2 separate regions of the Homo sapiens genome follow, and region 2 is linked to region 1. Evidence: chromatin loops called from intact Hi-C (ENCODE). Cell type or tissue: GM12878. All regions are shown on one strand. Links, peaks and the distances in the headings refer to the core of each region. The heading gives the core; the rest is flanking DNA.

Evidence for each region. A loop is a pair of places that touch in the nucleus more often than their neighbours do. Peaks named below come from ENCODE experiments on the same cell type or tissue, not always from the same donor. Only the 100,000 strongest peaks of a DNase experiment are listed, where the experiment ranks them.
Region 2: a loop joins it to region 1, with 5 times the contacts of the local background. A loop is called at or near these places in 1 of 110 quality-filtered maps.

Annotation. Positions count from the first base shown.
Region 1 is chr3:59,389,149-59,395,913 of GRCh38, reverse strand. The region is part of intron 5 of CFAP20DC-DT (CFAP20DC divergent transcript); the gene reads right to left. Among named protein-coding and RNA genes, the nearest start is that of CFAP20DC-DT, 310 kb to the right of the region's middle. In GM12878, for the core only: no CTCF peak of the experiment used is centred there; no DNase peak of the experiment used is centred there.
Region 2 is chr3:59,538,043-59,544,807 of GRCh38, reverse strand. All of the region lies in intron 6 of CFAP20DC-DT (CFAP20DC divergent transcript), which reads right to left. Among named protein-coding and RNA genes, the nearest start is that of CFAP20DC-DT, 450 kb to the right of the region's middle. In GM12878, for the core only: no CTCF peak of the experiment used is centred there; a DNase peak (open chromatin) is centred at 3,867.

The DNA.
Region 1 (6,765 bases), core at 879-5,878:
CGTGTGAGGTGTCAGTCCGCCCCTACTGGGGGATGCCTCCCAGTTAGGCTACTCAGGGGTCAGGGACCCACTTGAGGAGGCAGTCTGCCCGTTCTCAGATCTCCAGCTGCGTGCTGGGAGAACCACTACTCTCTTCAAAGCTGTCAGACAGGGACATTTAAGTCTGCAGAGGTTACTGCTGCCTTTTGTTTGTCTGTGCCCTGCCCCCAGAGATGGAGCCTACAGAGGCAGGCAGGCCTCCTTGAGTTGTGGTGGGCTCCACTCATGAGCTTCCCGGCTGCTGTTTTCCTACTCAAGCCTTGGCAATGGCGGGCGCCCCTCCCCCAGCCTCACTGCCGCCTTGCAGTTTGATCTCAGACTGCTGTGCTAGCAATGAGTGAGGCTTCGTGGGCGTAGGACCCTCCGATCAAGGGGCGGGATATAATCTCCTGGTGTGCCATTTGTTAAGCCCGTTCGAAAAGTGCAGTATTAGGGTGGGAGTGACCCAATTTTCCAGGTGCCATCTGTCACCCATTTCTTTGACTATGAAAGGGAATTCCCTGACCCCTTGTGCTTCCCGGGTGAGGCAATGCCTCACCCTGCTTCAGCTCACGCACGGTGCACTGCACCCACTGTCCTGCACCCACTGTCTGGCACTCCCCAATGTGATGAACCTGGTACCTCAGTTGGAAATGCAGAAATCACCCGTCTTCTGCGTTGTTCATGCTGGGAGCTGTAGACTGGAGCTGTTCCTATTCAGCCATCTTGGCTCCACCCCTGAGTAGATTGTTTTAAAGAACCAGTTTGACATCTTGCCCTGTAAAGGTTAACTTTCTGTTATCCTCTCTCATGTATCACATTATCTCCATCATTTTTTGGAGTTGCTTTGCAAACATTCCTTTCCATTACTTTATCCATGAGAAGTACCAGGATCCAACAAGAAGAAAAAGAGAGAAGAAAAAATAATTCTACCCAGATATACTATGTATATCTGAAACAGACTTTTATCCATCTCTTTCTTCTTTTGGTAACAGTACCCCAATCTTCTTTTGTAGCTTTGGAAAGACATCAAGGGCTCCTGACATCACTTGAATCATGTTCTGCCAGAAGGCTTGTCTGCCTAGGTATTATTCAGTTGTAAGAGCAACAAAATCCTCTTTGGCTTTACCTGGTTTGAGTTTAGAAAAAGAGCCACCAGTGAAATTTATTTTTCCTTGAAATTGTAACACTAGCCAGATCTTTCTGGTTATGATTCATTGGATGTTTGGAGGTCCAAGGCCAGCACATGAGAGCAAACCAGTGTTGGCTTTCTGGTGGTTGTTAAAGTGTGATAAATGGGCCTGATCAGGGGATGGGGGATCCTTGAGCCAGAGGGAGGGCTCTGCTCCGGTAGCTTTAAGCTCTCCTGCAGTAGAGCATCCACAGAATGGCTTCTTGCCATTCTCAGACTAAGCCTCTCAGATTAAGGGTGAATTCTCACTGGGCCCCAAGGTGGGACTGGACCCCCTGCACCTGCATGCAGCTGCAAATGATGAACCTGGGAAAGAAGGAACAAAATAGAAAGACTGCAGTGCTGTCAATCTTATTCCTCGTTGTTGTAGGCAACAGAGGAATGCCTAGGACCACATGTCTGGGATGTCTTCAGTGGCTTGGACACTTTCTAATTTAAAGGTAGAAGGCCACTGTGGTCATTACTCATTTTATCTCTGTCTCTTTCTGTCTGTCTCTGTCAAGCCTCTCTCCTCTCTGAAAAGGCCAGGTCCAGCTCTAAGGGGATGGTCCCCAGGGTAAACAACCAGTTTCTTTAGCCACCATCCAGGCTTTCTACTCCTTTTCCTCAAGGCCTGGCTACCGGGAGTAACCAGTGCAAATGCAAACAAACTAAGAAAGTCCAAGGGGCCTAAGGCTTAGTAGGCTGAGCTAGAATCAAAATTGATCTTGGAGGCATGTTTCAACTTGTTTTACAGATAATTAAGTGCTCGTAGACTCTTCTCCAAGGAAACCCAGCAGTGCCCCAAAGAAAAATCAGGGGAAGGTGTAGGGAATCTTTATAAGACCACCCTATGGATGGGGTTTTAATGGGGGTGGGGTGCAGTTAATGTAGAATCTGTGTTTGTTTACTTTTGCAAACAGCCTGTTTTGCTTACTTGATCTAATGACTGAAGAGATTAGTGCCATTTGTTGGGGAAGGAAAATGAAAAAGGGAGAGAAGAAAAATGTTAAATAATAATAGAAGTCTTCAAAATAATTTTTTTCCATCTAGACCCAGGAGGATTGCGGCTGGTCTGGGGTCAGATCATTAAATATAAACAGGGATAGCACGGGGAGAGGATAATATAAAAATATTCCAGATTCCATTTACCCATTCATGCACCCACATCTCTCCTCCCACTTTTGCCTGGTCAGCCTCTTTACTTCCTGTAGATCTTAGATAAATTACCTTCTTTAAGAGAGGCCTTCCCTGGCCTTCCAGAAGAGATCAACTCTTCTGATCACTCCCATAACTTCTCCTCAAAGTTTTTCCTTTTTTTAGTTCCTGACACATTACAATTTTACACTATTTCTCCGATTATTTAAGTAGTCTTTCTCTCCATGATTTTAATATGATCTCCAAGAGGACAGGGAATCTATATCTATTTCTACTTACTATTGAAATCCCTGTACCTAGTACAGTGCCTGGCACACAGTGGTGTTCATAAGCATCTCTAGGTTCAATGGATAGATGTCATTCTACTTAGTTCCCGAGCACTTGCTGGCCGATAATGGCAATACACTCTTAAGGAAAAGAGTGATCTGGGTAAGTGACTTGGCCTAAGTCATGGTTTATCCTAGGTGGATGATAATAAAAAGTTACATACTCAGTTTGAGCATCAATAAGGTTAATAACTGCAATGATCTAAACAGATCAAATATGTTTAAATCCATAAGCTAATAATGATTCCCTTTTTTAAAAAAGACTAATTGGACATTATTTGATGATGTTCATGAACAATTCATTACTGATAACTAAAAAATAAAGGGAAAGATTCAAATGCTAATCTTGCTTTTTCCACATATCGGTACCACTGATTAACCACAGGTGGGAGGAGGTTTTACTTTATAGAAATATTCCAGCAAATACATATTATAAAGTAACATTTAAATATAATGATTTTGAAATCCTTGATCAATTAATTGGTCATGGCAGATTATTTTGTCCAAAAAGGACACAACAATATTTAGGTCCCAGGGCCATGACATCAGACAAAGCCTATTTCTCCTCTCCTTGAAATTGGAGGACCTTTTCAGCTGCCTCAGAGAGTGGAAATGAGTTTACCATTTTTTTCTCCAATGTCCCCTGCCCAAACTCAAGGAAGCCTAAAATTTAGAAATGGGTACAGGATACTGAGAGAGCTCTAGCAGGAGCTCTTTTGTTCTATCAAGAGAATTCCCAAGGGTTGGAGGGAGTGGGGAAAATTCCTAGTCTTTTTTCTTTCTTCCCCCTCTCTCTTTTTTATATTCTCTTCTACACCGGCTGTGGTGATCCACAGGCACCTAAAACTTTGAGGAAGCAGAAGTTTCTTCCTGGATCAAAGGAGCTGTTGTCTCCAAGAGTGTGTGGGGAAAACCCTAGTTTCTGTTTGTTTGTTGCTGTTGTTCTGTCTTTCTGCTGCCTGGCCTTGGTCAAGGGTGCAGTCACAGGAAATGTGCAGCAGAGTAGGATAAGTAAAGCTCCAGTTTTCTGAATGGAAGATGGAAAAGAAAAGCCATAGGAGCTGGAAAGTACAGGGGAGATCATGGAGAAGAAGGAGCTTGGGGAAATGAACCCATAAAATGACTTATGGATTCCTGGACTTACCCCAAGTAGCTCATGCATAGATCTGACCCTAAACAATGCACCAGAATCAACCACCCAGTCCCAGACTGGATGCTGAATAGCACTGAATAACACTATAGAGTCATTCAAAATGAACTGGACATTAAAACTACAATTCCCAGAAGGCTGATCAGAACTTGTGACCTGAACTAACCAGTTTAAATGCCTGCTGAAACAAAACTACCAACATTCTTCATAGGATTTAAATAAGAAGCAGAGTCTCATCACACAATATTCAAAATGTCCAGGATCTAATACAATTTTACTCAGCTTATAAAGAACCAGAAAAATCTCGACTCTGCAGAATGGAGCCCCAAAATAGGCAAAACACAAATACAACCAGTTGATTTTTGACAAAGTTTTACAGGCAATTTAATGAATGGGGTAGTTTAAAAAAAATAGTGTTGGAACAATTGGACAGCATATGCTAAATAAGGAAATAAATTCCAATCTAAACCTACATATTATGCAAAATTTAACTAAAATGGATCACATGTATGGACAAAGAAAATGTAGTACTTATACAAAATGGTGCTCATACATAATTTGGCCATAAGAACAGAATGAGATCCAGTCATTTGCAACAACATAGATGGAACTGGAGATCATTATGGTTTTGTTTTGTTTTGTTTGTTGGGTTTTTTATTTGTTTGTTTTGACACAGCCTCTTGCTCTGTCACCCAGGCTGGAGTGCAGTGACACGGTCTCAGCTCACTGCAACTTCCGCCTCTTGAGGCTCAAGTGATTCCCCACCTCAGCCTTCCGAGTCGCTGGGACGACAGGTATGTGCCACCATGCCTGGCTAATTGTTTTGTTTTTTTTTTAATTTTTAGTAGACACGAGGTCTCACTATGTTGCCCAGACTGGTCTCAAAATACTGGCCACAAGCCATCTACCCACCTCAGCCTCCCAAAGTGTGGAGATTACAAGCATGAGCCACCACGCCTGGCCTGGAGAGCATTACGTTAAGTGAAATAACCCAGACACAGAAAGACAAACATCACATTTTCTCACTTACCTGTGGGATCTGAAAATCAAAACAATTGAATTCATGGACATAGAGAGTAGAAGGATGGTTACCAGAGGCTGGGAAGGGTAGTGGGAGGCTGAGAGGGAGGTGGAGATGGTTAATAGGTACAAAAAATAATTAGAAAGAATGAATAAGACCTACTATTTGATAGCAAAATAGGGTGACTATAGTCAATAATAACTTAATTGTACATTTTAAAATAACTTAAAGAGTGTCATTGGATTGGTTTGTAACTCTAAGAATAAATGCTTGAGGGGACACCCCATTTTCTATGATGTGCTTATTTCACATTGCATGCCTGTATCAAAACATCTCAGGTACCCCACAAACATATACACCTACTATGTACCCACAAAAATTTAAACAAATAGAAATAAATAAAATGGATTATAGACCTAAATGTAAAGTCTAAAATTATAAAATGTTTAGAATAAAGCACAGAAGAAAATATTCATGACCTAGGTTTAGGCTGTTACTAGACATGACAATAAAAGCACGATATATAAAGAACTCACGAAACTCAACTGTAAGAAAACAACCCATTTAAAAATAAACAAAAGATTTCAACAGACACTTAATTAAAGAGGGTATATGGAAGACAAATAAATACATGAATATGTGTTTAAAATCATTAGCCATTAGGAAAATGCAGATTGAAATGACAATGAGATATCACTACATATCTAATAGAGTGACTAAAATAAACATTCTGAGAACTCCAGGTGCTGATAATCACATGAAGCCACTGGAACTCTTCTTTGTTGCTAGTGGGATGCAAAATGGTACAGGCACCCTAGAAAATAGTTTGACGATTTCTTCTAAAGTCTACATTAATTACCGTATGACATAAAAATCTCTCTACTGTGTATTTATCCTAGAGAAATGAAAATTGATGTTCATTCAAACACTTATACATGAATGTATATAGTGGTTCTGTTCATAATTGCCAAAAACTGGAAACAACTCAACTGTCCTCAGCAGGTGAATGTAAGAACAAGCTGTGGTACAACCATACCACAAAATGCTACTTAGCAATAAAAAGGAATGCATTATTGATACTCACAGCACCTTGGATGAATCTCAAAAGCATTTTGCTGAATGAAAGAAGCTAATCTCAAAAGATTACCTACTGTGTAAACCCATTTATGTGACACTCTCAAAAAGACAAAACTATGGTGATAGAGAGACAATCAGAGGCTGAAATGAGGTAGCGGTGGGGGAAAGTGTGACTAGGATGGGATAGCAAGAGGGAGCCATTTGGAGGAATGGAACTGTTCAGTACCTTGATCATTGGTGCTGGTTAGAAGGAGCTATACATGTGTTATCATAGATCTGTGTACCAACTATGCTCAATTTTACTGTATGTTAATCTAAAATAATTTTTAAACAAAACCTTTCTCACTAGCAGTCCCTTAATATCTTAGAAATGCTTAGAGTTTCTTGGCCAGGTGCGGTGGCTCATGCCTGTAATCTCAGCACTTTGGGAGGCTGAGGTAGGAGGATCATGAGGTCAAGAGATTGAGACCATCCTGGCCAACATGGTGAAACCCTGTTTCTACTAAGCATACAAAAAATTAGCTGGGTGTGGTGGCCTGTGCCTGAAGTCCCAGCTACTCAGGAGGCTGAGGCAGGAGAATCACCTGAACTTGGGAGGTGGAGGTTGCAGTGAGCCAAGATCACGCCACTGCACTGCAGCCTGGCGACAGAGCGAGACTCTGTCAAAAAGAAGAAAAAAAAAAAGAAATGCTTAGAGTTTCTCAGGAGATAAATATAAACAGCCTTATTATTATCCCAATTTCCAGTATATTCTGACTTTCTTTTCTAAACTTTATGAATATATGATTTGTTTACATTTGTCTTACCAAGGAGAACCACACATTTAGAGAGAAGCAGCCCTCTC
Region 2 (6,765 bases), core at 956-5,955, 150 kb before region 1:
TTTCATATTTCCTTATGGGCCAAGTCTCCTCTAAATACTCAAGTATACACAAAAGGAAAACATGTCCTCAAGAAACACAGAGAAGCCATCTTCATCCCAATAAATAAGTTGACTCATGGTGAAGACGATTCCACTCAATACATTTTAATTTTACATTACCTTTAAATAAAATTTCCTGCTCTATTCAAAATAAAAACATACTCCTGCTAGACTCTTCTGTGTCATTAATCTCATAACTGTAGATTTTTTTCACATATTTACAAAGTAAATATAGGTGGTGAGTATATCACTACAGATTTTAAATGCATTGTTATGAGCTCCTGTTTATTAAGGCAAATATGATACAATCCAGTCCAATAAAAAAATCAATCAAATTGAAGGGAAAAATAATTGGTTTCACATAGACGAACCAACTGGCTGCAGAGTTCACTTCCCTTGGGGACATGTTGCCTCTGTTTATAGGTAGCTGAACCCTTTGGTTCTCAAGTAATGAACACCTTTGTTACACACGCATGCCTGTGTGTGCATGCACACACACACACACACACACACACACACAGTCTTCCCTTATAAAGAATGCCAAATCCAAACAAATTGTCTTGACTAGCTTTCCCATCTATCATCTTCTCCACATTTCAACAAAGCTACTAGAAAAATAAAACCCATCCATGACATAGTTCCTTTCTATACCTGTCTTCCCTGTATTCTACTAATGAAGCACCTTAAATATTTGTAGAATTGTAAATTCTGGCCTGAAGACCTGTCAGCCAACATCAGCTTGTGAAATGACTGGAGTTTCATCAGATTGACCACCCCCAGCCCCCAGCAATGTCACCCACAGTGCTGTCAGTGTAATCACAGAGAGAATTATTTTGTGGTTATGTGATATCCTTTTAAGAAGAAAAGAATCATCTCCTTAAATAACATTTGTTTTCCATATCACAAAACACCATTTCAGAAGGTTATTTGATTAACTCTCTCCCATTGAAAATTATATTTGATATAAACAAGAGAGTAAACCTAAATACAAATGATACATTTGTCTGTTAGAGACATATAACATAGAAGGCAATACAATCCATCAATCACTTGCAAAAACACTCTTTGCTTTTGCATGCTTTTTAGTTAGATTTACATTATGCACGTGGGATGCAGAAAAGAACAGTGAGAAAGACTCATCTTCACGGGATGCTCAGGGAGTATTTTCTTGCTTGGTTAGTGTTTCATTTTCAGATAACTTTTCTGATAACTGGGGACCTTTTTCTGAAGTACCTTCCTGTTTGCTCTGTCTTCAACACTGTGACATTTTTATGTACCTGTTTTAATACATCATTAATTTCATCACTGCACGGTTTCCTCAGGAAACAACAGTCAAAGCCCCAGTTATTAGACCGCTCTCATTGAAAAAGAGAAAAGGATTTCATTGCTTAAGCCTCATTTTCCAAGGATTGCTGTTATTAATTATCTGTATGAGATGGATGCAGCAGGGATTTTGCTAAGTCTTGTTGCTTCCCCTTCCCTAAGAGCTGGATCAGGGTTTCTGGAGATCACAGGGAGATCTACACAAAGGCCATTGTTCAGTGCCAATGTGAGCTATGGCCTGCTGCACCTGCCAGAGGGGAAGGAGCTCTCCAGAGCAGGCTTCTGAGAATTCTGGGAGGACAGCCTGTAGGAGGTGTGAACACTTTCCAGAGTCAAAGGCCTCAGTGCCTTGAATCTGGGAGATGAATTCAGCCAAGCAGAGCTCTTAAAGCTCTGCTGAGAGACCAGGAAATGGCTCTGGAATGGACACCCAGCTTCCTAGAGAGGCTTCAGTGAGGCCTGGAATGGGAAGAAGTGTTGCAAAGAAAGACAATCACAATTATGAGCACGAGAAGCCTCCACAGCCCACTGTTAACCACAATCAGATACAGTGTACCAGGTCCCTGAAACATAAGTACCCTTCATAGACGCTAAATGTATTCTTTTCAGCTTCTCTTAGCTTCATTCTGAGGCCAGGGGACAGGCCTAGTGTCACAGCTGAGAAAATGTTATAACACGAGTTGGAAGAGAGTCTAATTGCAAAGAAAGCAGAGCATCCTGGGCAGGGTGGTGTGGCAGTGACTGGGGTGAAGGAATGCCAGTCTCTCAGTTGCCACCACTCCTCCACAGTCCTCAGAGTTCTGTGCCTGAGGAGGGGCTATGAAAAAGCTCAGCTCTTTCCCACTTCAATGGCTTTGCCTCTGCTGTTCCCTGTGCCCCAAACGATATTTTTGTGGCTTTCACAGGCCTGGCTCCTCCTCATGCCTCAGAGTTTAGCTCAAAGTCAGCTCCTCAGAAGAGCCCTTCCTCCCCACCCAATCTAAGCAGCTTATCTGTCCTACAGCATATCTCAGCAACCCGCTGTTGTCCTGCATGGATGATACCACATCCTCTGCTTGTCTTATCTATAAATATCTGCTTCTACACCGGGCCAAATACCCACAGAGGCAGGGACTATGTCTTAGTTTCACCAGGACAATACCTAGCACATAGCAGAGGCCCAGGAAAGGTTGGCTGAAAAAATGAAGGTATCCTAGAACAGCACTGTCTGATAGAACTTTCTGGAATGATGGAAATGTCCCATATTATATGCTGCTCAATATGGTAGTCACTATCCATAGGTGGCTCCTGAACACTTGAAATCTGGCTAGTACAAATGAAGAACTACATTTTAAATTCAATTACATTTTCATTCATTTAAATTAAAATTTAAACAACCACATGTAGCCATTAGCTGCTATATTGGAGAATGCGGATTTAGGACAATCCTCTTAACCCTGAGAAAGATACACAATGATTCCCAAAATGCTAATCTAACTCAAAGAGGAGGAGCTACCCTGAGCCCGAGTTTGGTAATTTTGTGAGCTACCTGACCACTTGACCATGCCCATACAACCTAGAAATTACTATTCTTAACCTTAATAATACTTCTCCTGGGTAGTATATGTAACATATTGGATATGTTATAAAACCAGATAATTTAGGCCATATTTCCAATGCAATAAGTTAACATTTTTCTACATGATTGTTGCATACACACAACACTCAAACATCTTAAAAAAGAATAAAATAAGCAATAACTTAAGCTACATCCCATAAAATAAGCAATAACTTAAGGTACATCCCAAGTGTACATTTAAGCAAAATATCAAAATGCCAGGATCAGTGTCTTCTCAAGGATTCAACGGCTATGACCTTTGAGGGTACAGGCTGTGCCTGCCAGCTCGATATGTTCATCTCCAGGGGCCTGGCACAGCCGTGGAGAAGGCACTCGGCAAATATTTCCTGAACACGAGTAAATACCAAGAGCCATTCTATTCAGTAACTCAGGTTTATTTATTTTTCTTATTTTTTCCCCATCTATTGTGCCGATGTTCTCCACTGAAAAGGTAAAAGTGAACATGTGGGGAAAGGCAGGTTGTAGAAAAAAAGGACTTCACCCCCACCACCCTCCCCCAATATACTCAAGTTACCCAGATAGAGGAGCCCAAGCGATGAGTCAGTATCAATAGACTGGGAGAGCCACAGGCCCAGGGAAGGCTCAGATCCTAACCTGTCCAAGCACCAAAGGGGGCTAGAATGAGAGTACAGGAGAAAAAAAAAAAAAGGAAGAAAGAAAGAAAAGAAAGAAAGAAAGAAAGAAAGAAAGAAAGAAAGAAAGAAAGAAAGAAAGAAAGAAAGAAAGAAAGAAAGAAAGAAAGAAACAACAACAACAAAAAACCAACGCTGGCCAGGATTACTTTTACCCAGATACCAACAGGAACAGCCAACTAGTTGACCCCAAAGTCTTGTTCTCAAAACAATACCATCATGAAAATACCAAGGGAGGAAAAAACAGAACACGACGTAATCAGCAAATAAGAAACCAAGCACGCCTTGTAAGCCTGATTTGAATTCAGTCACACTTGAGGTTTGCAGTTCTCTCTCTCAAAAAACCCAGATCCCACCACCTCCTCTCACTTCTACAGCAGAGACTCATTGCACTATTTTCGCATTCCTTTAGGCTCCTATCTTGCAAACAGACCCAGATAGAGTTTATTCTAATTTGAAAGTGGCAACCCTGCAAGTAATTTTCAGAAGAATTAACAATCATGCTTTTCCTTTCTTCGTCCCTCCTTCCTCTCTCTCCCTTCCTTCCTCCCTTTACCCTCTCCCTCCTCCTCCATTCTGATATAATGAATCGCAGGCAGAATTTTCTGTTTTGATCTAGTTAGAAAAATAGTCTGATTGCCTCAATATTGACAGCAGCTGCAGCTGGACCGCCCCAGGCCAGGAATCCTTTGTCTGAAACAAACAAACAAAAACTGCCTCTCCCCATTCCCCCACTGAAGCCTGTCGCCTACCTCTCAACTGGAAATCTAACCCACAGGCATTTACATCATGAGGTTTGTTTTTATAAGTTATAGCAAAAGGCAAAAATAAGCATGGTTCTCTGGTTATAGGGCAGATTTCCCAATGCCTCATTTGTTAGGAATGACATTTCTGTTAATGCCCTTGTGTTAAAATTGCATGCCCATATTTTAATTTCAATATATCATATCATGGCACTTAGTAAGAGAGGACCATCAAGAACCATTACCAAAAAAGCTATTATGGAACTTTATTCAACTAAGTTGTATATTGACTTTTAGTCAGTGTTTCAAAACAGTTTCATTAAGTTTATGTTGGAAGAAAGAAAGACGGAAAGAAATAAAAGGAAGGAAAGAAAAGAAAGGAGAGGGAGGGAGAGAGACAGAGAGAGGAAGGAAGAGCAAAAGAAAGGAAAAGAGAGAGAAGGAAGAAGGGAGAAAGGGACATATGGACTCTCAGAGTAAGGAGTCCTGATAGAGAATAACAATATTTTTATTCTTTATTTTGAAATTTATCATCCATTCTTTTATGCACTGCAGAAAGCATCATTTTTCTTTAAATGAGTTTGATATTAAATCTCTTGTTCTGCTGAATCAGGTATTATTATATATCCACCGGCTCTGGAATATGCTGTGCCTGAGAAGCATGTTTGGAAAAACAGATGCTAACATCGAGGTTTCCTTTCTGCTAAACGACAAACTTCCACAAAGCACAAAGCAAGGTTTAACCCAATCTCTCTGGTAGCCATGACTGCATGTTCAAAGTATATGTGACCACCACATCCAGGATGATACTAATTTCCTATGTGACAAGACAGTCCTGAAGATCATACACAGAAATTCTTACGGTTAATCATAAACAGGAGAAAAAGATCAAATGAGCCAGCTTTCAGTCATACATTAGGCACTCATTTTACAACATAAGAAACACATGTCTTTACCCCTGATTTTAAAAAAGGTAGTGAATGCATCACAGAAAATACAGACTCAATTGCTTCCCTTTTACATGGTGAGGGCCTTCTCCAGGACCGTGAGTATCAGCTTCTACTAGACTTGGTCAGAATTTGATCACAAAATCCTTCAGAAGCTTTTTGCTTATAAAGGAGATAGCAATTATTTGCATAGCAGAAGGAGGTTTTCACTCTCCCCAATTCTCTGACCCAGCAAAAATTACTGTCAACTATCTGCCCAGTTGAGGGATATTGATTCTCCTGTTGCCGTGGTAACACATTAGTTGTCAGGTCTGTGTGACTCTCATACTCAGTGCCTCATCTGTTCCTCCCGGCTTTTGGAGTTTGACACTTTCTAAGCCTTAATTAGTTTATTTGATGGGACCCTCACATTTTATTTTTATACTAAATAGTTATTGAAAATATCGTCATCCAAAGAACAGATCACAGAGGTAGAAATCGGTGTGCTGTCAGGCCGACTGGAGATGACAAAGACAGAGAGCAAAGTGGGAGGCACAGGCTCTGCTTGCTGCTCCTTGGATATTGGGGAAAATCAAAATGGTTTTTGCCATCTGTCACACAGCACAGTGTGAAAATTATGGAGCTGTTCGTTTCGACGTTTGAGGAACATTCTGCCACTGTGATTAGATCACAGTAGTATTACCCAGTCACTAAAGGTTTGGATCAATGCGCTTTAATATTTTTCTCCTCAGAAAATCTCTGTCTTAACTTATTTTTCAGTGTGAATGTCTGCTGAGCAATTCACTTAGAGATAAATATTTCATGCAGATAAAGCACTTAGGATGGGAGTCAAAGGACAGCTGATGACTTAGTTAAGTTTAGAGTTAATAATAAAAGAAAATAAGAAGGTTAAAAAAAAAACTTCATGAAGGATTGCTGTCCAGAACAAAGCATTATTCTAGACCCATTCTCGAATTATGGCCCACAGAACCCTGCCAGAGGTTGGGAAGTAGAGTCCAAGGAGGCCTTTAGGGAAACCAATAAGTCAAAAAACAATTGTCATGATAAACCTAAGAAATTATTGCCTTTTTCACTTTGTTGGCCTTTACATTTTGATGCTAAAGTAATCATGGTAAAACTGCTAAATGGCTTAGCACAGATCAAGGCAATCACACACACACACACACACGTGCACACACACACACACACACACACAGAGGGAGGGAGGGAGGGAGGGAGGGAGGGAGGGGAAGGAGGAGGAGGAGGTTACATTTTAAAAAAATCTTTGGTGAGTGTGTTTTAAAAAATCACTTGATTAAATCTTGGCCCTTAAGTACAAGCCTTCTTAATATCCTGTGTGACAAAATGGGAAAGTTGCATAAAACACTTGTGTTGTATACTGAGGTGGAGTGGCTAACTCAAAGAAAAGCACTTGTGTGATTGTTTGAGGGGAGAGTCAAACTAATTACTTTTTTTAATTTAAA